2 separate regions of the Homo sapiens genome follow, and region 2 is linked to region 1. The links are chromatin loops, found by intact Hi-C in ENCODE. Cell type or tissue: breast epithelium. All regions are shown on one strand. Links, peaks and the distances in the headings refer to the core of each region. The heading gives the core; the rest is flanking DNA.

Region 1 (4,395 bases), core at 194-4,193:
AGGAGGCCAAACCTCCTGGCAAAGCAGGTTATATAATTGGGAATTATTCTAGACTGATACAAATTTATGATGAAAGGCTGAGAATATATTATTTATTGAAATCTGACTGGAAGTATATAGAAAACAAATGAAAATTAAATGCATGGCTCTGGGGACAAGCAAACCCTGGTGATAAGAGGGAGAAGAACCAGAGCTGATCCAGACAGACCCTTCTCATAGATCCATCTGCCTCAGGGCTTGTACCAGTCTTTTCCTGAAGAATGAGGGGAAGTGTTTGTTAAAATATACTCTCTGTCTTTGTCTGTCAAAGTTTCCATTTCAGAAAATCCTACTAGAATTGGATTGACTTGCTGGAATTGTTGTAGTACTCACAGGTTTGTATGCCTGCTGCACAGTAACAGACCAAAACACTGAGACTACAGGGATGCAGCACAGAAAGAGTGTAGTGATCGCAGGCCACCAAGCAAGGAGAAGGGAGGAGACCCTCAAATTCCTCTACCCAAGGAACTTTTGCCTGGGGTTTCTATGGGGATCATGGAGGGTGAGGGCCTGGAAGACTGGGGTCGTTGATTGGTTGGGGGAAAGAAGGTGAAATTATCAGAATGTGGAAACTGCACTCTTCGGTGAGTCAGCTCCTCCTGGGGTCCTCAGACAGCTGGCATCAGTGGGGCCCTACAGACCAGCTGGCATCAGCGGCATCCTTCAGACCAGCTGGCATTGGTAGTTTCACTCTTATACAGGACCTAAAAGAATTTCTCAAAGGGAAAACTTAACCTTTCATAATATTCAAGTTGTTATCTATAGAGCAGGTAAGGATAACTGGAATCTTGTAACAGAGTCTACATGATTCTAGGACATCAGGCAACAAGCAACCATGAGGAAGCAGGTGAGACAGCAGCCTAACCTGGTGATGAATGCTGAATGTGCTGCAAGCCAGCTTTCATTTCATTTACCCATCTCTCTTCTTCCTTGATTAATTTTCATAAAGTTTATAGGGGTGGTTTCAGAATAACTGAACAGTTCGAGGTCAGGGCAGTTTGGTCATGTCTGAATTGAGCTCGGTGGTGGATCAGGATGTGGCCCCTTCATCTCTTGGCCCTATTCTTCTCTGCCAGCCTTGCCCTCTTGGGATCATCTCCAGAGCTCCAGGCCAACATGCTCCCTTGTGCACATCCAGCAAAAAGAGGAGCCTCTAGTGCCAATGGCACCAGCATGAGGCCCACATGTCATTCTCATTGGCTGTTACTGGGATTTGTGCACCTCCCAGGATGAACCACTGTGGTAAATGAAATATGCCAATAGGATAAAGGGAGTCAGCTAAGAGAAATCAGGGTGCTGGGAGGTAAGATGAGTGCTAGGTGCTCAAGCAATTACCTACTGAGTGAGAGTTTAAGCCTCAATTCAAATCTCACCTCCTCCAGGAAGCCCTCTCTGATTTACTGAGTGTCTGCTTGTTCTGTTTACCTGCTTCATTTTTTACAGTCCTGTTTCTACCTCCAAGCTGTGCATTCCTTCAGTGTCTGTAACATCCTGCTACCTAGCACCAAATCCATGGGAGAGGTGCTGAGATACATGTACACAGACATGGGGTGCACATATACATACTACATAAGTGGCAGAGACATGCATTTATTGGTATCATTGCATGGATACTTTGAGGGTAAAGTTGTAGACACTCCCACACTTCTTACCAATACGCATCGTATAGCTATAATTTATTGCAGGTAATCTCATTTAATAAAACAGTTCTTGTCACATGGAAGATGCTCAGTAAATAGTTTTTGGATAAGTGAATGCAAGCCCTAAATAATGATACATAATGGTGGATGAGGGAGTTGAGATGGAAACAAAGTTTGTCTATGTCCAAGGGCAATGCTTTTATTGTAATGACTCACATGTTTTCGGGTCTAACAACTTTGCCTAAAACACAGACTTCAGTAGAGCGGCCAAAGGCAAATGTGCTCTGGTTAAATAGCAGTGTGAAGCAGGTGTATATCTGTGTGGAAAGTTGTTGCCACCACCCACACAGCCACCCTGAGGTGCTCCCTGGAACACCAGGGCTCCCTGGAACCATCTGCACGTCACACTCAAATGCAAGCTGCCTGGTTTGAGTCCCTCTGACTGCTTGTCTCCCCAGTGTCACCTGGTTGGCTGGATAGCTGGAAGGGGCAGTGAGACCCTGATGTCTCTGGGAGAAAGAGGCCCTGAGAGGCAGTGCTCACTCACCAGCTTTGAGGCTTTCTTCAAGGAAGTCCCCCTATGCCCCGCTCCTGGATCCCACAAGCTGAGGCTCCATGCCTCAGGGACTGAAGAGCACGGGCCCCACACAGCTCACTGCAGGGGGTTGGGAGGCCTTGGTTGTGTGACCCCAGACAATGAACTTTGGCTAGGTTGGATCTTGATGCTCCTGGCCTGCTTATCTAGTAACACAAAGTATTTCTAATTTAAATGATAATAACAAATTGGAAAAAAAATGCTTGCATGCATTCAGTGAACTGTGACCATCATCCGTGTTACTCCTGGATCTGGTGCTGACGGAACATTATTAAGCCCTTATCTACGACGCCCACACTAAGCATGTTGCTGATGGAATTAGCAGAACAGGTGTGGTATTCTATACCTTGAGCTCTTCAGAACACATGCCCTCCTTGTGTTGTCAGAGCAATAACTGAGAAAATGTTCTCTTAAAAGGAGAGAGCAGTCACAAAGAAGTTGACATTCTTTCTTAAGGTAAGTTAAGAGAACACATGTTTTCAGATGGAAAATTGTGTTTCCTTTTTACTCTTTTCTGTCCAGAGTCAGCGATATGGAGTAAATCCATCACTAGGAGAACACCTTTCTCTTCCAGAATTGCTGATGAATCATTAGGTAAAGCCGGGGCCACCGGCAGAGTGGCCTTCTGGCAGATGGCTGGGGCTTGGGAAATGCACATCTTCTCTCGGCTCAGCTATGTGGTTCTTCTTTCTTCAAGAAGCCAAAGTACTGGGTGTACCCCACAAAGTCACAACTGGGCACAGACGGGAAAGGCTGGCTGTCAGCACCTTGCTGGCCATGGTCGTGGACCCCAGAGTGAGCTGACAAAGCAGTCAGTCCAAGCATGGCTGCAGGAGCGCCAGAAGGCGCTGGGTGCTAACACTTAGGAGGCAGCATGGACAGTGGAGGGCTATAGAGGAGGCCCCACATGAGGGACAGAATGAGGGTCCACTGGCTGCCTGCACTGCCTGATGCTCCTGCTATGGCGGCAGAAGGCCAGGCCCCTAGCAGGGCTGCTGCTGTGTGGATTCTGATGCCACTAATGACTTATCGTGCATCTGGGCCTCTGACTCTGGGTGCCTCTTAGGGCTGAGATAAGGATGAGGGGAGAGAACAAATGGGAAATGCCCAGGCTCACTCTCAGCACCAAGTGGTCTGTGCAGCCCAGGAGCCTGGAGGCAAGCCCTCGCAGGAGCCCAAGGGATCCAAACTGAAGCACTGTTTTCTGACATCTAGTATTTAAACCTAACATTTTGCATGAATTTATTTTCCACCACACGCTTGTATGAATAAAAACAGATGACTTCCCCTCCTAATTAAGCAGAACTGACATGTACTGGTGGCTCCTGGCCCATGGCCCACACTGAGGAGGAACAACAATAACGTTAGCATGAAAGGTGATAATTGGTCCTTTTAGAAAGCTGTGGAAGTGGGCACTGGAAGACGTGTTTGCCTCAGCTGCAGATGGGTGCGACATATCAAGGGAGCCCTCCTGGCCCGTCCTGCCCTGTACCAAGTTTCACCTGATGCTCACTCTCCCACATCTTCTGCTTCAGGAAAGCCCAGCATGCCTCGGTCTGGGAAGGCAGCCTATTATTCCAGCCCCATAACCTCTCCTCTTGCCACTCCATGTCCCCACCCACTCCCACCTGGACACTTACAGGACTCCAGCACTGCCTCCTCCAAGAAGCCTTCCTGGACTCCGTCAGCCCACATTGGGCTTGTTAACACTGATTATCTGAAAAATTTGGGGTATCACCTCATGACATGCTGTGCTATATTCCATCACCACCTTGCCCAAGACTCACAAGCAGCAGGTGACAGTCCAGATTCAAATCTGGGTGTGCCTGGCTGAGCACCCATGGCTTCTCTGCAGACTTAGCCCCAGCTGCAGCCCCCTGTCTGCCCCATCTGTTTCATCATCTCCTCACCCAGTTTCTGGGTGCTCCTGATAATGTTCTGTTTGTTAGGCTGGGCCCTGAGAAGGTACCCAGAAAGCCTTAAGCATTCATGGAAATGAGCCCACAGGCTGTGTGATCCAGCAGACAAGCTGATCGAGCACGAGAGTGGTCCACAAGAGCAGCCGTGGCACAGCCAGGCTTTAACCTCCTTGTGCTTGGGCTCGTGCTCCGCTGAACCATG
Region 2 (4,395 bases), core at 239-4,238, 130 kb before region 1:
TTCTTCTGGAAGCTTTGTCCCAGAGGAGCACCCATCAGATGCCAGCTGGAGCTCTCCCGTATAAGCTGTCTGTTGAACCCTGCTGGGAGGTATCTTCCAGTCAGGAGGTACCGGGGTCAGGGACCCACTTGAGGAGGCAGTCTGCCCCTTAGCAGAGTCGAGCTCTGTGCTGGTAGATCCGCTGCTCTCTTCAGAGCTGGCAGGCAGGAACATTTAAGTCTGCTGAAGCTGCATCCACAGCCATCCCTTCCCCCAGTTTCTCTGTCCAGGGAGATGGGAGTTTTATCTATAGGTCCCTGACTGGAGCTGCTGCCTTTCTTTCAGAGATGCCCTGCCCAGAGAGGAGGAATCTAGAGAGCAGGCAGACTTTTTATATGACCACTCAGGGCTCCAAAGTTGCAAAGTAGAAACCTCTAGATCTTTGGAAGGGTTAGTTAGGCCCAGCATGGGCACAACACCATTCCCACCATGCTCTCTTGGTGAATGCAAGTCCCAAGGCATAGCAGATTCATGAGGGAGGGGTGTGTTTCCTGGGGGGCCATGTCTACTGACTGGCTTTCCTGGTCCTCCTGGCATCCAGTGATCCATCTCCTTCCCACATGTAGAACACACTCCGCTCCTCCAATGTCTTATTCCAGCATAGATCAGGTTCAGGCTGAAGTACAGGTTCTTGTCCCCCAAATCAGCTCCAGAAGCAGACAAAGGGCCTCAGGCAGTTTTTTAGGTTCATCTCAGTCATTGTTCCTTGTGAATAGAAGACTAGGAATAAAGAGGCAGATGACCTGTTCATCATCTTCCAACATGTAATGATGAGGCAGAGACGCATTCATTACAGCAGACAAACTTGTAGGAGAAAAGGTGGGAGACTGAAGTTATATGGACATCACTGGTCCACTTCGATCCTGTAATTGATGTGGCCGCATCTCTGCAGTCCTGCCTCTGGGAATGGTTCTCCATGGCATTGGCTCTGTCTTCTGAGTCTTCCTGTCCATGGGGAGTGGTCCCACTTGTAGTTCTTAGCATTCTCAGGCTGCCTCCTTCCCAGAGACTGCTGAGGCCTCTGATAATACTTTCCATTTTGAGTTGTATCAGTCTCTTTCAGACCAAGCTGGTAAAAGTTCTTCTAAAAAATTGTAATTTATTACACATCAAATTAAAATTCTCTTCCATTTCCTCTTGGGATGGGTCATGTGTGACATTGCTTTCTGGGTGGCCGTTTTAGTCCAGCTGAAAGGTCTTAACAAAGAAACTTACAGCCGTACTTTTGATCTGATCTTTCACTGAGTTGATTTCCTTATGCAGCTTCAAGTGAGTTCCTCCTGTGTGTTTCCTTTCCCCCTTTGTTATTCACATCAGCCCTCATTGTGGTCGTGTCCCTTCAACGTCATTTTAGGTTTGCTTCTGCTGAGCATCTGAGGGTCTTCTTGAGTCAGGAACCAGTTTGCTCATTAATTTCTTAGCTTGGAATCGTACATCATGTACTAGGGAATCAGCTTGGAATTCTTGCACCATGTGTCAGTAGCACATGGCACAGTCCACAGCTCAATTTTTTTTTTCCATAGGAATCTTTTTCTACCAGAGCAGTTATATATTTTTCTCCCACTTTCCTGGTCCTGGTGGCTGTAGTTCTGATTTCCTCTTCCATGAGGAAAGGCAATTTTACATAACAGTGTGCTCCAGGTAGGAAAGAGGCATGTAGAATTGGGGGCCAGACAGCTGGAGTTTTAATCGCAATTTCTCTGTAACCTCAAGAAGTCATCTGCTCTGTACTCAGGTTCCCTATATGTAAAATAATGAAAATAATGCAACCCCTCTCATAGGTTTATAGCAGAGACTGCTGGTTGTTCACTAAACCTTTTTCTTCTTCTTCCAGCGCACACAGCTAGAATACACTTCCCAGCCTCCTTTGATGTTTATTGTAGCCCCACAACTGATTAGCCAATAGAGTATGGGTGTAGGCAATGTGAACCACACCAGTCTGGCCCCTAAAAACCTTCTTCGGGTATCTTCTACCTGCTTTCACCATCCCGACGGCTAAAATAGAGTCTAGTTTTTCAAAGTAATCTTGGAAAACAAGTTTGAGGACAGCAGAGATTCCATCAGTCAGAGTCCCTGGATGACTGCAAGAAGGACCATCCTGTTGACCTAGATACCTGTCCAATCCAATGCTGTCACAGGAGACAGAAACCAGCTACTATGATGGTGGAGCCATTATACACACTTTGATCTCTTTGAAATAGAGCCAGCCTGCCTATACATGCATCATTATTACAAGAATTAAATGAGTTAATACATGTGAAATACTTAGGACAATGACTGGAACATAATAAAGGGTTAATAATCATTATGGATAATGCATTAGTACCAGGTTTATGCAGAGTTCTTAGTGTTAGCTCCTTGCCTAGCACAGGCCCAAGCCCTCCTCTTCTATTCTCCTTTGGTTGGTCAAACTCTGGCCCTGGCTATTAGTGCCTGTATTCACTTCTCATAGTTGTCTGGGTCTCAGAGGCATTAGCTCACCTGCTTAGACTGTTGGCTGTGTAGTCCTCCCCGCTTAATGTTGCCTGAAGATTTCTATTTCTTTCCATTTCTACTATTTCTAAACTATATTTTATCCAGCAGTTCTGCTTATAGCAGATAGGATGTCCACATTTGCTAATTTTGCCATGTTTTAAGAGGTGACTCTGGAAGATTCTTAAAACCTACAGTAAACAAGTCTCAGGAGCTGCTAAAATGTGCAGAGTATCAGGAGACCACTGGAAAAAAGAAATGTTTAATAGGTGTGCTATGCACCCACTGTACTTGATTTATCTCCATCATTCTCCAGAATCCACCTGGAAGTGATGATTCCCCTGGAAGTCATCCAATATTAAATGCGTTGCTTCCCACCTTTACATTAACACAGAAAAGTCACTCGCTGAAATTTCCAGCATCCTCAGAGCTTCAAGGCAAGTACAGCTGTTCTAAGTAATTTTCATCATTTCTTTTGCACTTTTCACACAAAATAACTCCAAATCACCTTAAAGTTCTTGAGGAAAGGCAGCACCCCATCGTTTTTTCCCCCTGGCAATTTGTCAAGTTGAGCTGTCTGACATATTTTAAAATTTGGTGTCATATTCTGGGAAGTCAAAAAATCTTTCTGGTTTCCTTCTTGACAGACATAGGACATTAGGGTGAAAAGTGAATTCTCCAGTTGTCTGCCAGGGGCTTCATCGAAAGGGACTAGACTCAAGTGACATTCTCATAAACAAAATAATGAGACTTTATCTGCAGAGTTTGGTATGACTGCGTTATGAGGCAGTCTGGTTTATTTGAAAATAGATAGGGTTTCAAAACACTCTGAATTGGGCTTAAGCCCCAGCTTTTTATTATTAGCCACATTTTTATCCTTAAAAATGGGAATACAGTTGACTTCAAAGGGTGAGAATTAAATGAGAACACATCTAAGAAAATACCCAGCATGAGACACAATGATAACGACAGTGTCATGTTGAAAGAGAAAGTGGGCTTACACTTCCAGCTGAAATCATGTAGCATATATTGGAATAACTCTTTCACTGCAGACAGCTATAAAATCTGGATTAAAAATAAAATGAAGCGTATGAAGGCATTGGAGCCAGAGCAAGGCAGGCAGGACTTGAGGGACCGCACTCCAAGAAAGCAGGAAAGTGCATGTAAATGCCTTGCTACTCACCTCGGGGCACCTGCTGATTCACAGTATGGGAGGTAGGGTTGGGTCCACAGCAGCCCAGGGCTTATGCAGACTCTGAGGCAGCACAGTGGCGTGGATTAAGAAGGTAAGATCTTGGAGAGGTAGGAAACACAGGATTGAGGCAGAACTCCTGCTTGCAACTTCCCTTTGAGGGATTGGCTACCTTCCAAGCTGTATGTTCTTGCAACAAGGCACTGAGAGTCCAAGATGAAAGGAGCAGCACGGAGATGAATATCTGAGCAGAGATTCCCACAGGCTCATGGTGCTGGGAACAGGGAGTGTGGAGGGGCCCTGGTGAACACAGAAGGCTCCCACTGGGACCAGGGAAGACTATGCCCTGGGAGTGAGAATTATGCCTTAGGAGTAAGGCTAACTGGGAAGGCAACCGTGCCCAAAACACAGCTTCAACACGGTCAGAGTGATCTGCCAGAGACGACCTGCCATCTATCTCTCAGAAGAAGGAGACATCCTCTCTGGGGGAAGATAGACCCTACATTTATTTCCTATGTGATATATGTGTATTTCATAAAAAATTACCAGACATGTCAAAAAACAGGACCAAATGACTAAAAGTCACAGAAAAAGGCAGACAATGGAAACATTCCAGGTACTGGAATTTTTAAAATATTGGATTTTATGATTAATACAGTCAAGAAAATAGAGAAAATTATGGATGATTCCAC

The links. A loop is a pair of places that touch in the nucleus more often than their neighbours do. Peaks named below come from ENCODE experiments on the same cell type or tissue, not always from the same donor. Only the 100,000 strongest peaks of a DNase experiment are listed, where the experiment ranks them.
Region 2: a loop joins it to region 1, with 23 times the contacts of the local background. A loop is called at or near these places in 1 of 110 quality-filtered maps.

The regions. Positions count from the first base shown.
Region 1 is chr2:129,438,817-129,443,211 of GRCh38, reverse strand. No RefSeq gene overlaps it. Among named protein-coding and RNA genes, the nearest start is that of LINC01854, 170 kb to the right of the region's middle. In breast epithelium, for the core only: no CTCF peak of the experiment used is centred there; no DNase peak of the experiment used is centred there.
Region 2 is chr2:129,565,239-129,569,633 of GRCh38, reverse strand. No RefSeq gene overlaps it. Among named protein-coding and RNA genes, the nearest start is that of LINC01854, 290 kb to the right of the region's middle. In breast epithelium, for the core only: no CTCF peak of the experiment used is centred there; no DNase peak of the experiment used is centred there; H3K27me3 peaks cover 803 bases.